Regions from separate parts of the Homo sapiens genome. Here regions 2 and 3 are each linked to region 1. The links are chromatin contacts, found by Hi-C or POLR2A ChIA-PET in ENCODE. All regions are on one chromosome and are shown on one strand. The core of a region is the stretch at or near the end of the contact, and the rest is flanking DNA. Distances in the headings are between cores, read along the strand shown.

The links. Hi-C counts contacts between places; a loop is a spot of excess contacts on that map. ChIA-PET counts read pairs that join two places held with the same protein, here RNA polymerase II (POLR2A). Pooled maps may share reads with other maps.
Region 2: a loop to region 1 is called in a pooled map, with 2.9 times the contacts of the local background. The contact joins two enhancer-like sites. A Hi-C loop is called at or near these places in 1 of 37 single-sample maps with no recorded cell type and 3 of 50 pooled maps. POLR2A ChIA-PET finds 5 or more read pairs at or near these places in 3 of 52 experiments (AG04450, OCI-LY7 and activated T-cell).
Region 3: a pooled map shows a loop between it and region 1 (1.8-fold over the local background). The contact joins two enhancer-like sites. A Hi-C loop is called at or near these places in 3 of 168 maps with a recorded cell type or tissue (Caco-2, PC-3 and PC-9) and 3 of 50 pooled maps. POLR2A ChIA-PET finds 5 or more read pairs at or near these places in 2 of 52 experiments (PC-9 and activated T-cell).

The regions. Positions count from the first base shown.
Region 1 is chr11:95,847,756-95,850,570 of GRCh38, forward strand. MTMR2 (myotubularin related protein 2) reads right to left here. Exons shown (of 15, transcript NM_016156.6): 9 at 1,919-2,107; 10 at 1-144. Among named protein-coding and RNA genes, the nearest start is that of CEP57, 59 kb to the left of the region's middle. Within about 2 kb of position 1,481, at least 3 of the 41 ENCODE cell types and tissues checked have a DNase peak (open chromatin) inside an H3K27ac peak, as active enhancers do.
Region 2 is chr11:96,266,421-96,269,235 of GRCh38, forward strand. The region is part of intron 1 of MAML2 (mastermind like transcriptional coactivator 2); the gene reads right to left. Among named protein-coding and RNA genes, the nearest start is that of MIR1260B, 74 kb to the right of the region's middle. Within about 2 kb of position 1,376, at least 7 of the 41 ENCODE cell types and tissues checked have a DNase peak (open chromatin) inside an H3K27ac peak, as active enhancers do.
Region 3 is chr11:96,213,823-96,216,637 of GRCh38, forward strand. The region is part of intron 1 of MAML2 (mastermind like transcriptional coactivator 2); the gene reads right to left. Among named protein-coding and RNA genes, the nearest start is that of MIR1260B, 130 kb to the right of the region's middle. RefSeq lists an enhancer at 1,588-1,657. Within about 2 kb of position 1,354, at least 19 of the 41 ENCODE cell types and tissues checked have a DNase peak (open chromatin) inside an H3K27ac peak, as active enhancers do.

The DNA of each region.
Region 1 (2,815 bases), core at 231-2,730:
CCAGTGGGTTTCCTCAATGTTGGGGTACACAATCTCCTTAAGTTTTCGTAATGATTCTCTCATAACATGAATATTGTGGATATCCAGGAAAACTAGTTCAGCATTTTGATAGGCATCTTCACTTTCATAACCTCCACCCTTTGCCTGGAAAAAAGCACACATCATGGAAAATCATAAATGAATGCACATCTGTAAACAAGTGACATAAAATATCCAATAGCATAAAAGATGATACATATTACTGGAGACAAGGAAAACTCCACAGGAAAATGTGGATGGCTCAGGACAACTTATTTAGCACAACCACTCGCTTTCTTGTGTTCTTCTTTACAAAATGAATATATACGTAGTCTGACTTGCCCATATGGCCATTATTAAAATTAAATATGAAACACATAGGAAGGTATTTAAACACTGTAAAGCACTAAATTTTCCCAGCCCATACGCCAAGTCCTACCCAAACATAAGTTCTTACAGATGACTTCCTTTCATATATACTGAAATTACCAGACTGTAAGTTTCATGTGCTGAGACCACATGTCTGGTTCACCTATGCTTCTTCACCTCCCTGCCTCTTCACCTCATTTTAATCTTCATATCTGAGAAATAAACTCTTTGCAATCAAAATGACCTGCTTCTTTTTTAACCACATAATTCTCTTTAAATAAAAAGACAGAACAAGGATAAAAGCACAGAATGCTATCATCATCAATGTTCTCAAAGACTTAAATCTACATCTACAAAATAGAATGAGAAAATATTTGGTGTTCAAAATAAGCTATGGCTAGAAAGAAGAACCTTATTTTTCTGGACTTAATCTTTTTATATTTCATGAATAAAATATTCTATCTCCTACCTAACTCGTGTAAAATTATACTTCTTAGAGCCCTAATAGAAACAAATTAGGAAAATACTGGAGCAGTAAATTATACAAAATTAAGTGATTATATGACCCACACCTTTGAAACAACAAAACCACCAACTCATAACCAGCAACAAACTACTGAAAGAACAGAAGTTCAGCTTCCTTTCTGACACTGAGAGTCTGGGAAATCGTTTGGCACAATTATAGAATTTACAGTATTTCAAGGGATACCTGTTAAAGATTACTTCTGAAGAGTGGGAATAAGACAGGAACTTTCAATTCAAATTTGTTGCAACATTCTAGAAAGACAGCAGTGGTAACAACTATACAGAACCTGTCACCGAAACACATAGAATAAAAATGCCCTGGATTCAGGTAGTGGCATGGTTGTACAACTTTGTGAATATACTAAAAGCACTGAAATGTACACTTGAAAAGATGAGCGCTTTTCAGTAATGGTACCTGCTGCTGTAGTTATGTCTTCTCTCTCCTTCCCTCCTCCTATAGATTTGGTCAACTGAACCAAAATTTCAATTTCCACAATGCTAATATTTATTCTGCTGGAACAATCAGCTACAGCTAACTGCCAATTCTTCAGTCTGAATAACTTGTTCAGGTGGAGGACGGTCAGAAGAGGGCACCACTAGTCACCGAGAACACTAGTTCGCTATTCCTAGAGCAGTACTATACAGGGACTTCAGTGAGTCATAAGCTCAGTTAGTTGTCAACTTTGGAGAAGTGGGAAGCTAAGAATAACTGAACACCTAGTTATTATGTAAGTAAGCAAAAGTTTATGCATTATTTTTTATTAAATGATTTTTGCTCCCAAAACAACACTGTTAACTATTATTATTCTCATTTTTACCAATAAACAAATTGAGGTCTAAAGAGGTTAAATAACTAACTCAAAATCACACCATCAAGTTGAAGAGCCAAGACAAGAACCTATATGTTTACCACTGTAGAGCCTGAGCTCTTTTTACTACACTGTGGCCCTGCCAAACTCAGCTGATTCATGAAACCATAATTATAATTACTAAGAGACCATCTGACCTTGTTGGCAACAGCATTAACACTTGGCCGGGCATCAAATATAAAGATTTTGTGAGACTGGGCATTGGAATCCATGATAGCTTGAAGGTATTTTTCATCTTCTTTGCTTCGCTTTCCACTCACTCCAACCATGGGCTGGCTACACCGAGTGATTGTGGCTTGACTTTCAGGATGAATCCATGATAAAACCTTAATGAGGAAAAAATGGTAACACACCTTTTACATACTTCTCTGTTTATAATTCTCAAAAACAGTACTCAGTAAAGCTCTGCTTTCTAATTGGATCCAAAGCCTGGCCATGAAAGGACATCTGAGGCTGCTAAGAAAAATCATCACCTTTCCTTCAAGCCAATTCTGGGATGTGGAAAACTTGGTCTAATTCTTTAGTCAGATACTGATTTAGGAAAGTATTTGATTATTGGGAAATGTTATCTCCTGAAAAAAATACTGTGAAACAGGGCTAAGTAAACCCCACTTAATATATTAGTAAAACTGCTCAGTTCTAAAAGCCTTTAGAATCTATGAATTTTGTACCTAAAATTATTTAAGCTCATCTTTCTAAGATCCAGTTATAAATCTGTAAGGTGTTCTTTCTAGGACTTAAAAAAAAAAAAGAACATTTATCATCATGACTAAAGAATATACAATAAGATAAATAAATAGTGACTAATACACACAGCAAACTTTTTCAGTGAAGAATCATGCAATTCTGTGCAGTTATCTAATACCCATATCACACTCTCTGGAAGCCTCTTTAAGTCTTTCTTCCAGTTTTAACTTTACTAAATAAATCAATCTCCAATATCCCCATGAAAGACCTGCTGCTGTAGCTATTTATATCCTGAATCCATTCTCCTACTCATTAATCTCAGCATTATGTTGAGTAAAAAAGCACTT
Region 2 (2,815 bases), core at 126-2,625, 420 kb after region 1:
ATTAGCTGGGCGTGGTGGTGGGCACCTGTAGTCCCAGCTACTCGGGAGGCTGAGGCAGGAGAATGACATGAACCCAGGAGGCGGAGCTTGCAGTGAGCCGAGATGGCACCACTGCACTCCACCCTGGGCAACAGAGTGAGACTCCGTCTCAAAAAAAAAAAAAGAAAAACAACATATTGGTGCGATTCTGAGCTTCACTGACAAAGTGAAATTGACTACCTCTCTAACTGATTAACTATATCTCAATTTCAAATACTGACCACAAAGGTAGAATCTAATTATGAACTGACATATTAAGACCTAGGTGCTTAAATGGTAGGATGTACTTATTCTAGGCTTCCTGTGCTATGACAGGCTTTTACTCTTATGTGGTTAGGTATGTTTCCAGGGACATGCCTCGGTGAATATCACACATGGAAATGTGGTTAATAATGAGCCCCTTCTGTGATGGAATTATTATTCAAGGTATATAAATTTAGAAATACGTGAGGCTTAATAAAACATAACGTTATTGAGAAGTAAATCTCCCATTGAGCAAATCATACATTATTTCACATAATAGGTCCACAGATATTTTTAAGAGAGTGAATGAAAGGCCATGTAGCCTGCTGAGGAACAGTATGTCCCTAATGTATAGTTTTATATATGTGTAAAACCTAGGAGAAAATAAAGCAGATTTCCTTGCAGAGGTAGCAAAATTGTCAGCTACTTGGACTTTCAGGGAAAATACACAGTATTTGAAGAAAACAATAGTGGAGTCAGTGCCAAGCTGATGAGTAAAGTACAGAAACACATTATAATGGAGATGAGCTGGTTTAAATAAGCCCTAAGACAATCAAAAAATTATGTCTCCACTAAACAAAATTTCTATCCCACATATTAAGACTGTGACACAAATAGACAAAAGAGAGGAAATACATGATTATAGATGCTTAATTCGGCCAACACAAACACAGCATATCCATTTCAACACTGTGTGGAATTATTCAGCTTCTAGCTAGGGGAAAAAAGAAAAAAAGCATCAGGAAAAACAAAAACAAAAACAAAATCAAAATCCTTTCCTACAGTTCCCTCAAGGCAACCAGAAAGTGAAACTTAATTAAACAAGTGAAATGTAATTACCTAATGCTTACCGCACATGGTGCTGATTTTCACTTCACATTCTAGGTTCATTATTAACGGGCTGGTGCTGCCCAGAGGTAGGAATAAAAATTCTATGTAGGGGTAACCATTGGCAGGGAGCAAGAGAAGGAAAGTGCTACCTGTTCTGACCTCCCTACAGGGGCTCAATTCCTCCAGTCACTAGTTTCAGCTAGTCACACTTCAGGCTGAGACTGTGAGTAGAGTCTAATTATGGGAGGGCTGTCCCTCAAGCATGGTGGGAGGTAACCCCACTCTCTGGAGGAAGCTGAATCTGAATCTGGGGTTTTTTACACCTCTCAGGACCTCACTGTGATTGCTCACTCAGCCCACTTGCTATTTTCATGCACTGTTTAGAACAACTCAGCAGTTTCTTTTATAGGAAGAGGCATTTGACATAAGGCACCTGTTGAAACAATTTGAAATGTGATTTCATCATGACTCTGGAAACATGGAGATGGCTTTCTTTTGTTGACAGGTACATACATTCAGAACCAGAAGGATGCCATCTCTGCTCTCTATGATTTCATTTTATTATGAAGTTTGATGCTATAATGGTATTTGGATATCTTTATTTAACTTTGTATTTCCCTTTCTACCATAGCATCTTTAAGCATACATCTTAAAAAGTAGGCTGGGTGCACTGACTCATACCTGTAATCCCAGCACTTTGGAAGGCTGAGGAGGGAGAGTCACTTGAGTCCAGGAGTTCGAGAGCAGCCTGGGCAACATAGCAAGACCCTGGTCTTGACAAAAAATAAAATAAAAATTTCAAAATTAGCCAGGTATGGTGGTGTACTCCTGTAGTCCTAGCTACTCCAGAGGCTGAAGTGAGAGGATGGCTTGAGCCCAGGAGTTTGAGGTTACAGTGAGTTATGATCACACCACTCCAGCCTGGTGAGAGAGGGAGACCCTGTCTCAAAGCAAAAAAGTAAGTAAATATTTTTCCTACCTATGTGGCTTCCAAGGAACAAACATTTGAAAAATCAAAAACCCTACTTACAAGGAAAATTGGTATATGATATGGTTTGGCTGTGTCCCCACCCAAATTGCATCTTGAATTGTAGTTCCCCTAATTCCTATCTGTCATGGGAGGGACCCAGTGGGAGGTAATTGAATCATAGGGGTGAGTCTTTCCCATGCTGTTCTCGTGATAGTTAATAAGTCTCACGAGATCTGATGGTTTTATAAAGGGGAGTTCCCCTGCACACGATCTGTTGTCTGCCGCCATGTAAGATGTGACTTTGCTCCTCATTTGCCTTCTGCCATAACTGTAAGGCCTCCCTCACTATGCAGAACTGTGAGTCAATTAAAACTCTTTCCTTTATAAATTACCCAGTCTTAAGTATGTCTTTATTGGCAGCAAGAGAAGAGATTAATACAGTATATACATCAAGCAAACACTAAATTGCTCGAATAAATGCATATTTGGATTAGAATAAATCTCTAAAACTGAGAAACATACTCAGAAAGTTATGAAACAATATAATGTTGGCATCATAATCCACTTCATTCATATACCATGGAAATGACTTGGTTATTTTTATTGGAACTGCTAGAGGGAATCAAATATGCACAGACTTTTGAGAAATTTCAAGTTGCCTGTTATTGAAGATGATTAAGACGGATGACTTCATGGTGGGCATACTGCATCAGGTAAGGGATTGAACTAGGT
Region 3 (2,815 bases), core at 104-2,603, 370 kb after region 1:
ATTAGGAAAAGTCAGTAAAGAGTGCCCTCCCTCCCTTAAAAGTGGTCGGTTCCCTGGGTAAGATGTGAAATACTTGGCAGTCTCCAGACGACAGGATCAGATAGGCTAACAATGAATTTGAGAGCTTGCAAAGAAAAGTTAGACAGAATGGATCAGGTTAAAGTGGACACAAATGCCCAACTACAAATTCTAATTATTTTCCTTCCCACTCTTGGAACAAAGAGACAATTGTAAAATATATTTTGTATGTATATATACACAAATATACATATACATATATACAAATAGTGAAAGTATCTCCTATTATTGATGCTCAGAATTTCTATGGAATATAATATATGTGCAGTTTTAACAGTTGAATAATAAAAAATGAATACTTCCTTAGAACTAGGATATAGCTAATTTCTAATATAGGTCTTTTGAGGCCATGCCTAGGTTATTCTGGTAAACTGATATTGTGGAGAAAACGTTTTTGAGTCACGAAATTCTGGATTCAAATCTTAGCACGTCCTCTTAGAGCTCTGTAGATCCAAGTTACGTAACTTTTCAGAGCTTCAGTTTTCAAAACATCTGTAAGATGGAGGAAAGAACACCAACTTTTGGGGGTTCTTATAAAGATTAAATGTGATAAAGAATGTAATCTCTCTAGAACCTTTAGTTCTCATTTCCTTTATTGCCTCCTATTCCTTTGGTGATCATGTACAACAAAATAGGAAACACTTGCTGATGTTGGTAAACCATGAACTCAACTCCAAAGCAGGAGGTTTAAATAACCAAGAAAACTCCAGGAACTGATGCCATTATTTTCCTAATGAGAAGCACTTATAGTCATGCGAAATACACCACACACTTACTTCTAGGTCATTGGCCAACATTTTTGTCCTGAGTGGCAGTGATTGGCTACTCACATTACCCTCTGAAAGCAGCTCTATTTTAGTAGAAGTTGTCAAGTAGCTGATGTATGCTGAAAACTATAGAAAGTCACCCTTTCCTCAAGTTCTTAATTGCATCCATTTGTTTAAAAATGCCAAAAATGCACATGCTCTGACCTTTCTGAGATTTGAACTCAGATCCAGTGAGGAAGTAGAGGCTGAGGATTAGGAAAGAACCATGTGTCTTTGGAAATTGGCCATGTGCCTCGTCTAGTTGACCTTGGATACTTGAGATTGGGTCCAGTGGTTCCCTCACTTTCTTTGCTTCACAAATTAAAAAGATCTAGCCCATAAGAGATGTCTGTGTGTCCATTTCTTGCACTAGGAATATGGGAAAGCTGCTTAAGAAACTGCTGCTTGCAGCTCATGAAATCATGAGTCATTTGTGTAGTAAAGTGAATTGGCCACTTACATTTGTACAAAGTTGAAAAGAGGGTGGGCTGGGGAATGGGGTAATTCCAACTCAGAAATAAATCATCTGAGTGGACTGTATGCCCCTTGAAATGCTGGGGCAGGTTGCTGGGTTCACAGAGAGCAGGTCCCCAGCACTGACATCCTTCCAAGTAACAAATCTTCATCAAGGCCTCACGACCTCTTTAACACCAGCATATAACACAGAAGATTTCAGATCATAGTGTGCTCTCTCTTCCACTTCCTGTTATTTTTAATTCTCTGCTTTGTTTCATGTTTTTAAAAGTCTTTACTAACACTTCTAGGGGCAGCTTCTGAATGAGACAGTGGCCAGTAATTTCTCTGACGAATACACATTGTTGTCCCCTCTTTGGGGCTGAGGAAATCCGAGGCAGGAAATGGTCAGTGGCTTGTTCAGTGTGGTGTAGAAAGGTAGAGACAGACCGACCTCATGAGCAGTTCACCGGTTAATTAAGCCCACTGAACCCTGCTGCCACCTGGAAATGGGTCCTGGGCTCGTTCCTGCACTTCCTCCTCCACACCTGCAGCTGGGCAGAGCCCAGCTGCAGCCACCCCCCTCGGGTGCTGGCTGCCACTGCTTTGGCTGGTTGTTCCCTCTCTTTAACCCATTTCTTTTCACTCTTGGACCTTTTATCCTTTTCAGTCAAATGATAGATCCAAGTCCAGAAATTACAGAACAACAGATTGGAACAACAAAGGCAATGAGAATGTCTTTCTAGCTTTCTAAACTTAGGCCCCCAAAGACTTCCAAACACATTTCAAAAAATTATTATCTAAAAGCACAGGGGAACAAGTTTAAGGCTGAGACATGTACTGCATATTTTGAGACAGAGTTACATACTCAATTTGCTTAAAAAAAAAATAGAGTATTTAGTATCATATTTGCAGAGTCACATGTCCCAGTCCACAGGAACTACACAAACTGTGTCTTCAGAAGTTGGTAGTTGGTAATCTCTTTTAGGCATGCTTAAACCAGAAGAAGAAGATGTAAAATTGGACACAGGAAAAAGATTCTCAGTGTTGCACAGAGGGAAGAACCAGGAAGATCTTAGCCTACTCCTCAACCTAAACCCTCCATTCATACTTGGCCTTTTCTTTTCAGTCTGTAGTTTGACTTTTCTGCCCTAAAGTCTATGGCCCTGATGAACTCCCAGGAAGAGGAAGCCACTGCTTTCTTCCATTTTAATGCCTCTCTTAAGTCCCACCTCAAATTTCACCTTTCTCATAAGGCTTTCCTCAATTCTTCCCAGAGAATTTTACTTCACTTCTCTTGATTGCACCAATTTTTATTGTTGGTACCATTAAATTTGTAGCTTTACATGTAGACATTTTGGAAGTTTTACATGGGTATGTCTGGTCCTGGTATTCTATTTATCCATACTGCCCCAGAGTGTCCAGGCCATGGTGCACTCCAGATTACTTGTAATAAAATGCTTATGGATCATTTAGGT